2 separate regions of the Homo sapiens genome follow, and region 2 is linked to region 1. Evidence: chromatin contacts called from ENCODE Hi-C or POLR2A ChIA-PET data. All regions are on one chromosome and are shown on one strand. The core of a region is the stretch at or near the end of the contact, and the rest is flanking DNA. Distances in the headings are between cores, read along the strand shown.

Region 1 (5,685 bases), core at 1,446-3,945:
AGAGTAAAGTACCCACCTCATAGGGTGCTTTGTCATGGAAATTAAATGAGATCATCCCGTGGAAGGCACTTAAAACACTGTCTGGCACATTATTTAATAGTTGGTGTCGCCCTGATTCCAGCTGCTGCTGGGAGCCACTTGTAGTCGAGCTTGAAGTGAACAGGCTGTCTCAAGACCCTGAACTGTGATTTATGGGGAGATACTCACACTTGTACTCACTAGAGAGGGCCTGGCGCTGGAAGAACACAGCTTGTTTGGTTGCTTGCTTGCTTGCTTGCTTGCTTGCTTGCTTGCTTTTATTTTTTATTTTATTTTTTTTGAGACAGAGTCTCACTTTGTTGCCCAAGCTGGAGTGCAGTGACGTGATCTCAGCTCGCTGCAACCTCTACCTCCCGGATTCAAGCGATTCTCCTGTCTCAGCCTCCCAAAGTAGCCAAGACTACAAGTGCCTGCCACCACGCCCGGCTAATTTTTGTGCTTTTAGTAGAGATGGGGTTTCACCATGTTGGCCAGGCTGGTCTCAAACTCCTGAACTCCTGACCTCAGGTGATCCACCTGCCTCAGCTCCCCAAAGTGCTGGGATTACAGGCGTGAGCCACCGTGCCCAATCAAAACATAGCTTTCTTCAAAGAAGCTTGGGTTGAGTCAAACTCCCCACTGCCCTAAACTAGAGTTCTCCTGCCATCTAGCGCCCAATGGCAGAAAATCGTTAAATTCTAATGACGGCCCCATTCCTTTGTTCCTCCCCCACCCCCACCTTGCACCCCCATGCCTGACATGGCTTTCTCTTCAGCCCCATATGCCAAGCAAACACCCACTCATTTCAATTCAATTCAAAGCCTCAATTCAAGCCTTATCTCCTCTAAGAAAACTTTCCTGAGGAACCCGGATGGCTCACTCCCTCCTTGCCAGCCTGGACCACCTCCTCCAGCACACCTCTTCCAACACTGCCCCTTCCCCTTCTCCACGGAGTGTGTTTCCCTTCTCCACTGACACTCCCCTCTGGACCCGCACCCCTAGCTAATGTATTCGATAAATGAATGCACACGACAGTACTGTTATGGGTGGGACAGTGAGGCATTCCAAAAAAAAAACTGCTCCAGGAATTCAGAAACAGTTTCATGTTGCTGGCATGTAAGTGCTTCATTGATGACTGCTTCATTGATGATCTGTAGCCCCTGCTTTGTCTCTGAAGTTCATTTTTTATGAGAAATAAATGCATAAACATACATCTACCCTGTGATCCAACAATCCCATTTCTAGATATTTACCCAAAAGAAAAGAAAATCTGTGTCTACAAAAGACTTGGTCCAGGACTGGGTGGTGGTGCATACCCGTAATCCCTTTGATAGGCAGAGGCAGGAGGATAGCTTGAGGCCTGGAGTTTGAGACCAGCCTGGACAACATAGCAAGATCCCATCTCCAAAAGAAAAAAAAAATGGTCAAGGATGTTCATAGTCACCACTTTATTCATAATAGCTACTAAGTGGAAAAGACCCAAACACCCATCAGCAGGGGAATGGATCAACAAATGTGGGCCGGGACCGATGCCTCATGCCTGCAATCTCAGCACTTTGGGAGGCCGAGGTGTGTGGATCCCTTGAGCTCAGGAGTTGGAGACCAGCTTGGCTAACATGGTGAAACCCCGTGTCTACAAAAAAAAAAAAAAAATTAGCCAGACGTGGTGGCACATGCCTGTAATCCCAGCTACTCGGGAGGCTGAGGCATGAGAATCACTTGAACCAGGGAGGTGGAGGCTGCATGAGCCGAGACCACATCACTGCACTCCAGCCTGGGTGACAGAGTAAGACCCTGTCTCAAAAAACAACAACGACAAATGTGGTATGTCCATTCAATAGAATACTACTCAGCAGCAAAAAAGAACCAACAACACAGCTCAATCTCGAAAGCATTAGGCTAAGTATTTTTCAGCAATATGCTAAAAAAGCCAGACAGAAAAGGAGTACTTATTGGATAATAACATACATATGACATTCTAGAAAGAGAAAATGTAATCTACAGTGACAGAAGCAGACCAGTTAGGGCAGGGGTGGGGAGATGGGGTAGAAAGGACGGAGATTGGGACAAGACAGAGTTTGGGTTTTTATTGTTGTTTAGAGACAGAGTCTCACTCTGTCGTCCAGGCTGGAGTGCAATGGCGTGATTTCGGCTCACTGCAACCTCTCCCTCCCGGGTTCAAGCAATTCTCCTGCCTCAGCCTCCCAAATAGCTGGGACTACAGGCATGTGCCACCACACCCGGCTAATTTTTGTATTTTTAGTAGGGACGGGGTTTCGCCAGGTTGGCCAGGCTGGTCTCAAATTCCTGAGCTCAGGTCATCCACCTGCCCACGGCCTCCCAAAGTGCTGGGATTACAGGCGTAAGCCACTGCGCCCGGCGGACAGGGTTTGTTAAAACTCATCAAGCAGCACGCCTAAGATCTGGGCATTTATCTGTATGTAAATTACATTAAATAATTTTAAAGAATGTAAAGGGAGGGACATGGGAGGGAGGAGGAAAGGCAGGCAGCAGCCGCAGGGCAGGTGTCCCAGTGACCGGTTCCCAAGCGGGAGGAGGGCGGTGGGCTCGCGGACACCAGCATGCAGTGGCTCCGTTCGGCCGCCAGGGGGGGGCGTGGGCCCTGGAAGGGCAGGCGGCGAAGGGCGGCGAAGGGCGGTGAGGGGGCGGGCCCGTACGCCGATTCCATATGGGCGCCGGCGCGGAGCGCCGCGGGGCAGCGCGGGGTCGCCATGGCTGAGCTGCAGCAGCTCCGGGTGCAGGAGGCGGTGGAGTCCATGGTGAAGAGTCTGGAAAGAGAGAACATCCGGAAGATGCAGGTAGCGGGGCTGGGGCCGAACCAGGACCCCCTTCTCAGCGGGTGGGTTCCGGGCCCTTCCCTCAGCCACCACGCGACGCCTTGCACTGCAGCCGCGTCCCCGCAGACCGGGTGTGGGCGGCCCTGGGGTCGCCGGGGCGGCCTCGGACAGGACTTCGGAAGCTTTGGCGGATCGGATGAAATCCGTGTGCCCTTGCCGTGCGCGAGGCTGTTTTCCGCCCCTTCCAGCCCGGGGCAGGAGCGTCCTCGGCGGCAGGTGGGAAGCCCCTGGTGGCAGGCGCTCGCCCCACCACCTTCCCCTCTTACGCGGCCCCTTCCGCAGGTGAGCGGCCCGAGGCCCAGCAGAGGCGCTGCCAACGTGAAAGACCAGAAAGGCGAGGACTTCCGGCCTCCCCGTTGGCCAGGTCATGCCTGCTTCTCTTGCGCCCAACCTCGCTTCACACAGCGCGGGTTTCTACACTGTTCTTCTCTGAGCCCCGCAATGCCTCTGTGTGTTTCGGTCCTGCTTCTCTCACGGAGTATGCGTTTCCCAGATAGTGCCCCTTGAGTCATTGATTAGTGGGTCGGCTGCCCTCTGGTGGAATTTGTATTGCTAGGTTGCTGACCTCTGAACCCCATGGAAGAGGCTCCTGGTTTTCAGAATTTGGCTTCGTCAGACCACCCTACCCTCACCCACTCGGGCGAACCTCTGTTCACCCAACCATCGGTGCAACAGGTGCCGATGAGCTAGCAGCAAGGACACCATGAAACACTACACTAGACATTGAGGATAATTTTCCCCAGTGGTGGTTTTAAGGTCCTGGTGTCTATTCTCAGGGAAGGTGAAAGCAGAAGGTGGAGAGAGAGGTGCAAATATCCACGTGGCCTTCTAACTCCTGTAGTGCTCCATAGTCATCTCTGTCCCCAGAGACTTTCCTACCTAACCTCTCTGCCCTTTCTCCCCAGGGTCTCATGTTCCGGTGCAGCGCCAGCTGTTGTGAGGACAGCCAGGCCTCCATGAAGCAGGTGCACCAGTGCATCGAGCGCTGCCATGTGCCTCTGGCTCAAGCCCAGGCTTTGGTCACCAGTGAGCTGGAGAAGTTCCAGGTGAGAAATATCCTAGACAGAGCACTGTAGTCCTTGATACAGACTTTTGCAGGAGATGACAAGCATTTGTTCAAAACTCTTGGCTTTAGTGTCTTGGTTCTGTTAACAGTTGTGATACTGATGGCCAACCAGTTTTCACAGGGTTTGAAATTTTGGAAAAAGTCTTGGCGGTCGAGTGCCTTAAGTTGAACATCATTTCCTATAGAAATGATGTAGGCCGAGCGCGGAGGCTCATGCCTGTAATCCCAGCACTTTAGGAGGCTGAGGCAGGTGGATCATGAGAGCAGGAGATCAAGACCATCCTGGCCAACATGGTGAAACCCCGTCTCTACTAAAATACAAAAAATTAGCCAGGCGTGGTGGCACGCACCTGTAGTCCCAGATACTAGGGAGGCTGAGGCAGGGGAATCTCTTGAACCCAGGAGGTGTAGTTGCAGTGAGCCAAGATCGCGCCACTGCACTTCAGCCTGGCAACAGAGCGAGACTCTGTCTCAAAAAAAAAGAAATGATGTAATGGGGAGTTACCAGGGGAGTTCATGACCAAGAGCCCTTATGCAGTTTGTTGGGGAGGAGGCGTTTGTTTGTTCCTTTTGACATAACCACCAAATACAGAATGTATACTGTGTAGTATAAAGTTTCCTGGCTGGACGCGTAGCTCGCGCCTGTAATCCCAACATTTTGGGAGGCCGAGGCGGGTGGATCACGAGGTCAGGAGTTTGAGACCGTCCTGGCCAACATGGTGAAACCCCATCTCTACTAAAAATACAGAAATTATCTGGGCATGGTGGCAGGTGCCTGTAATCCCAGCTACTCGGGAGGCTGAGGCAGGAGAATCGCTTGAAACTGGAAGGCGCAGGTTGCAGTGAGCCAAGATCGCATGCCATTGCGCTCCAGCCTGGACAACAAGAGCGAAACTCCGTCTCAAAAAAAAATAAATAATGTTCAGGCACGGTGGCTCACACCTGTAATCCCAGCACTTTGGGAGGCCGAGGCAGGCAGATCACGAGGTCAGGAGATCCAGACCATCCTGGCTAACACAGTGAAACCCCGTCTCTACTAAAAATACAAAAAATTGGCCAGGTGTGGTGGTGGGCGCCTGTAGTCCCAGCTACTCGGGAAGCTGAGGCAGGAGAATGGCGTGAATCCGGGAGGCAGAGCTTGCAGTGAGCCAAGATCACGTCACTGCACTCCAGCCTGGGTGACAGAGCGAGACTCCGTCTCAAAAAATAAATAAAATAAAAATAAAAAAATAAAGTTTCCTAAAACATATATTATTTTTAAAACAGCAGAATCTCTAGAAAGGTAGGATAGCCTTGAAAAGGTACAGATTCGAGGAACACCCTTCCACCATTTTGTGGACTTATACACCCACCCAGGACTGCCCCTAGTTGCTATACCCAGAGGGCAGCCCCTCTGTCACTAAGGAGCAGTCATTTATGTGAATCATTATTACTGTTGACTCACTGATTCCTGGCTCACAAGCCCCTCTGAGGTTACCAAAAGAGCTCCCTGTTTCCCTCTCTGGAGCAAAGAGTATCCACAACTTCATTTTACTCCCATCTTCTAAGTATATTTTTCTGGAACCTGGGGGAAGCAAGCCTACTTCCAAGCCAGCCTTTCATAGCCTGAGGTTCCATCCACATGGAAACTTATACATAATGTGACACATCTTTACATTCTTCCATTCAAAACGCTTCAAAGTTACTGCCATTATGAAGGAATAACTTCTTCAAGATCATGGAACCCCAAAGGGTTTCTTTGTG
Region 2 (5,685 bases), core at 1,599-4,098, 180 kb before region 1:
AAATAAACAAATAGGCTCAATAATGACATGGACAGTTGCTTCAAGAAAAAATAATCGGGATATCAAAAGTTAAATCATCATAGATCAATTCTGTAGATAGATGGTTGATCTAAGAAATTAATATTGTCTGGATCTTGATGACAAAGTAGTCATAAGGATAGAATGTGGTTTGGCAACAAACTTCAGATGGGTATATTTTCTGGAAATCTCAGCATGCTGCAAATTGAACACCTGAAGAATTCTTTACATACTTGTTGGTTATGTATTACTCAGAAGATAAAGAAGACAACAGGGACACCTGCTTCTGTGAATGCAGTCTTGATCAGAAAGGATAACAGGTTGATATCTATATGTGCTATAGAAGTGAGAGAAGGAAACACTAGGTAGAGTTCAATTTCAGGCAATCAGAGTGTCCAAAAATTCAGGGTAAAACCACATGTGATCCCACAAGCATGATTCTACAAGGGAATAAGGCCAGGCCAGTTGAGAGGCTCATAGAGTTCTGAGTTTGTAGTCAAAGGGTTCATGAGAAAGTAAAGGGGAGAGAGACTGTAAGGAACCCAAATGTGGCTGCAGAAGGAATTCTCTGATACATCATCTAGTAAGTTATGCAAGAACATCAAAAGAAGGATGTGTCCCAAGAGGTGACAAAGAATAGAATGGAAGAGCACTTTGTTGAGGGAACAAGCACGTTAGTGCCTCCTAGGTGGCAGGTGTTTATGAGAATGTCAGGAAAACTGAAGGACAGAAAGAACTAGAGTTGTGGCTATTGGCCACAAACCAATGGTTTTCTGAGGCTATCTTTGGGAGCAGACAGGTAAAAAAAGGAAGGAATAAGTCCATCTCTTGTGGCAGGTAGAAAAGGTTAGTGCAAAACCAGGAAAAGACTATTATTGACATAATTTTGCTTTTATATTTTCTGTCAAAAAGAATAAAACAAACATAGTAAATATGAAATAAAAGGTTGAGTGAGTATCCTAGTAAAAGACCCCTAATACCACAGATGAGTTTACTCATCACAGGTACAGATGAATTTTACTTCAATGTACTGAGAAACCTGTAGCAAAAATCACCCATCCCTGTTGGTGATTTTTAAGAAATAGCAGCAAATGTAAAAATTGCTCAGAGAATGGAAAAAGACAAATACATTTCTGACTTTAATGATGTAAAAATGCCTGAAGATTGTTTAGAATGTAGATTATAAAACTTGACACTCCCAGGAAAACATTAGACCAATTTATTACAGCAAATAAAGAATGAAAAGTCACAGCAGATTAACTTTACTTCTTTTTTAGTGTTGTAAGACTGATGAGGGAAATGCCACCAGCATAAGGCTGTATAAGAGGATACACGTTGAGTTCAACAAGGCACATGACAAAATCAAAATATTCAGTTGGACAAAATGGAGAAATATGAGTTACAAGAGTTCACAGTTGGCTAGTTGGTGAGAAGGAACAATGCCAGTGACCTCTTTAAATGAAGAGATCCCCAAACATACTCAACATGGGTTTACCTAGAAGCTTTTGGGAAGGGTAGGACGTTTTTAACTAGGTCATCTTCAGAAAACATTTGTTGATGTATTCGCATTGACCTAGAAGGGGGACTCCTGGGTGTGCCAGCAGGCTTTATCCTTCTTTCCTGTTGAGACTTTTATGAGCAAATCAAAGGAAGACATATAAGGAAAAGTTTATCAGATTTAGAGACAACACAGTGCCCAGAATGATAGCTGAAGTATTGGATGATAGAATAAAGACTCAAGAGAAAAAAAAAAAGTTTTGAGCCAGAACAATGGATCACAGCCAACCAACCAAGTTAAATTGAACAGTGACACATTTATAATAACAGTCAGTATTTAGGTTAAGAGTAATGATTTAATCAGGAAGATATGAGGCCAAATTTGACAGTAGTTTAAGTGGAGAAACAGCCAGAGGCCTTAGCTGACCACAAATTTATATAATCCAACAGCATTCCAGGACTGCTGGCAAAATTGATGGAGAACTAAGTTCTATCAATGTAGAAATCAGGTCATGGGAGGTGGTTTTCCTACTGTACTCTGTTCCTGTAACCTAGAGCTTTAGAGCTAGGACTCTGAGGTCACACTGCCTGTTTTTGGATTTCCCTTCTGCCTCTTCCTAGCCCTACATCTTTAGGCAAGGCTTTTAACCTCTCTAAACCTGTATTCCTCATCTGTAAAATGGATAGAATAATAGAACCTATATCACAGGGCTTTTATAAGAATTAACTTAGGTAGTACGTATAAAACTGTTAGCACAAAGGCCAACATCCAACGTATTTGGTAAATGTGTTTTGTTGTTGTTGTTGTCCCCATTACTCTATAGTAGACTATTTTAAGAAAGGCACTAAAAAAAAAAAAAATCAGAATTTTCCCTGAGGTGAGAGGTTTGCAGACTTTCTTGCTTAAAGAATACTTATAGAAACTCAAAGTGTATGTTATTTATTGCTATATGACAAATTAAAATTTAGTAGCTTAAAGCAATAAACATTTATTTTCCCACACAGGGTCTGAGAGGAATTCAGAAGTGGCTTTGCTGGGAGGTTCTGGGTCAGGGTCTCTCATTGAGGTTGCTGTCAAGATGGCAACTGGGGCTGCACTGTCATCTGAAGGCTTGAGTGGGGCTGAAGAATGGCTCACTTACAAGCTATTGTTGGGAGGCCTCAGTCTTTCCACATGGACCTCTCCATTGTGTGTCTCAATGACTTAGCAACTAGCTTCCTCCAGAGTGACCAATCCAAGAGAGAGAGACAAAGAGAACAAGGCAGAAGTTACAGTGCCTTTTATGACCTAGTCTCTGAAGTCACATCCCATTCATATTCTATTGGTCGCACAGACCAGCCCTGAGACAGTATGGGAGGGGACTTCACAAGGCTGTGGATACCAGGAGGTAGGGATCATTGGGAGCTACCTTGGAGGCTGGATGTCAAGGGGAGTTTAGGACCACAAAGACCCAGAGGTTTGGTGGCTGACTATAGAAATGGGAAAGGACTGCTGTATAGAAGAGGGAGACTTATTCTGTGTGGCTTCCAAGGATGGAATTCAAAACAATACACAGAGGTTTCTGGGAGGCAGATGTTAATGTGTTTAAGGAAGAACCTCCTAGCAATAATCTGCCCAAATAGAATGCCAGTACTAAGGCAGCTCATTCTATTTGGGGCAGTAGTACTTAGTACTACCTTAGAGACTGAGCCCCTGAGTACTGGAAGAGTAGAGCACAGGCTGGGTGTCCTCTCCCAGGGACACCATATGCAGAACCCTGACTGGGTAGAAAGTTAGCTGTGAGTACCTCCAACTCTTTGATATTTCACTTCTGGACTAGGGGAGAATTTTGTGAAATGAGACCCTTAGGGCTTCATTTCTTTTAGTTTTGAGGAAAAACAAATTTTTCATGGAACTATGAGGTCTTTGCTTCTGAACCAGTATGGCTTGGAGAAACTATTAAGAGGTAAAATGACCCTGGTGTTTCTGGAATCCCCCAACATTTCTCCTTGTAAGAGCAGAGCTCCAAGTTGCTTGATTTACACTTAGCCCAGGGGATTTAAACCAGGAATTCCCAACTTTTTTATGAGGCAGAGCCTTTAGATCATGGAAGAGGCAGGAATGTTGGCATGGAGTTTTCCTCACGGGGAATCCTGGCACACCTTGGAGAGAGGGAGGGGGGTTGCAGCTCTGGGGGATATTATCCAGGGAAGGCTCAGATATCCACCAACGGAAATCAGTCCACTCTTTGAGCATGCAAAAATACTAGCTGATGCTTTGCTGGGGATTCCCATAGAGAGAACTGAGAATGCACTCATTTTTAAAATAGCCTCATGGAGAAACTTTTTAAGTGGTTGGTGGGGGTGGCGAGGCACTGTTATATTGGTCACCATGTGGGCATATAATGTAGAAAACGTCCATAAGCAAAGGGTTTCCAGGGAAATTAACACTACAGCATACCACGTTTACTCCTCCCTTAGTCCAATCTACCCTTGGACACTCACTGAAATGATCTGTGAAATATGAAACCATTTCTAAATGTATATCAGTACTAGAAGCTCTGAAGAATTTCTGCCAGTGAGCGTGCAGGTGGCAGCCCTCCTACCCTAGTCCAACAATCACTCCTCTGGAAGACAGGATTGTCAGGAGCAGAATCACCCAAACAGCCCAACCTTGGAAGGCCAAGGTATGAGGGTGAGGGCAGGCCATCTGGATCCTGCCAATGCCTTAAGAAAGGACACAGTCAAGGCCACAATAAGTGACAAACTCAGTCAGCTCTCACTACTGGCATGGCATGAATGTCTGGAAAACACAGGGGAAAAGAGAAAACTCTTTGGTGTGTACCTGTTGTCTCCTGCTTCTACCAAATAGATTTCTTAGGTATTTGAAGGCGCTACAGTTAAACTTCCCCTTTTCTGTCTTTATCTAGCCCCAAAATATTGAATAGGGCCATTGTCTCTGTTGAAGCCCAAATTAACTCCCCATGATGCTACACGAAAGCAGATCTTTCTCTGTAAAGATGATGATGCAAGAAATCGCTGGCCACAAGAAAGGATTTCATCATATGAGAAGATTTTTTGAGGAATTTCAACTAATGCCTCTATTCCTAAGAAATGGGTAAAGATATTGAATAATCTAATTTATGTCTTCAAGACTGAAGCTGACACTGCATCTATGAAACAAGTAAGAAACAGCTACAAAGAGATGACAGAATATGGTGACCAATTTTAAATCCATAATACACTAATGAGCAGAAGATTAGATATCACAGTAAAGTCAGTAATTTTTTTTAATGGGCTGGAAAATTTCTCCCAGAACTCAGGACTGAAAAACAAAAATAATGAGAAAAAAAGGAAAAAAGGACCCGGTGATCCAATATACAGATAATTCCAAAAGGAAAAAAGAAAACTAAGGCTGACACAATCATCAAAGATCATTAAAGAGAACTTTCTTAAGCTGAAAAAGACTTGTCCTTAAGATTGAAAGCATTAACTTCAGGGTAATTTAACCAGTTCTCATTGCAAAGAAAAGGTCTTATAAGCACTGAAGTGAAAATAAAAGCAGGTTACAAAGGAATATAGTAAATCTAGCTTCAGTTTTTTCATCAACTACAAGCCAGAAGTCAGTGGTGGGAGGCCTATGGGGTCCAAAGCTCATGACCCAAGTTGTCATTCATATGCAAAGCCATGTACATGAATGAAACACAGATGTTCTCAGACATATAATATTTCGTTATATGGATATACTTTTCACATGCCCTTCCTGGAAAAAATGTCCAAAGAGCCTCTTCAACTAGATAACAGCTATATCAAGATAAAAACCCCCAAATGGGGAGGATATAATTTTTTCAAAACCAGCGATAATGTGTCCAAGCAACTGTTGTCAGTTTAGTTATACTAGTACAGATGTCAAAATTAATTACTGAAATATAAGTTTTATATATAAAATAATGAGGATATGAAATCAGATGACAAATAAAAACTGGTAACTGGGAAGAAAAAGAAGGAGGAAGTAAGCATGCTAATTTTTTATCAAATGACACATCAAATTTCATTTTTAACATTGATAATTGAGAAAATAAACTAAATTTTTTTAAAATGTAAACAAATTAAAAAGAGTATTTATATTCTAAATCACCACAAAAGGGGAAAGAAGTCAAAGAAACATGATCTTTTATACAAAAGACAAAA

What was found. A loop is a pair of places that touch in the nucleus more often than their neighbours do. ChIA-PET counts read pairs that join two places held with the same protein, here RNA polymerase II (POLR2A). Pooled maps may share reads with other maps.
Region 2: a map of PC-9 shows a loop between it and region 1 (8-fold over the local background). The contact joins the promoter of TGFA-IT1 here to the promoter of FAM136A in region 1. A Hi-C loop is called at or near these places in 1 of 168 maps with a recorded cell type or tissue (PC-9) and 2 of 50 pooled maps. POLR2A ChIA-PET finds 5 or more read pairs at or near these places in 5 of 52 experiments (MCF 10A, PC-9, Panc1 and 2 more).

What each region holds. Positions count from the first base shown.
Region 1 is chr2:70,299,077-70,304,761 of GRCh38, reverse strand. FAM136A (family with sequence similarity 136 member A) reads left to right here and starts at 2,695. Exons shown (of 3, transcript NM_001329752.2): 1 at 2,695-3,158; 2 at 3,782-3,922. The coding sequence starts at 2,751. RefSeq lists silencers at 573-702, 2,506-2,775 and enhancers at 2,461-3,409, 3,410-4,359.
Region 2 is chr2:70,478,803-70,484,487 of GRCh38, reverse strand. It overlaps TGFA-IT1 (TGFA intronic transcript 1), which reads left to right and starts at 2,848. Exons shown (of 3, transcript NR_046798.1): 1 at 2,848-2,903. The region is part of intron 2 of TGFA (transforming growth factor alpha); the gene reads left to right. LOC107985895 (a long non-coding RNA gene) reads left to right here and starts at 2,916. Exons shown (of 2, transcript XR_001739532.1): 1 at 2,916-4,331; 2 at 4,425-4,890.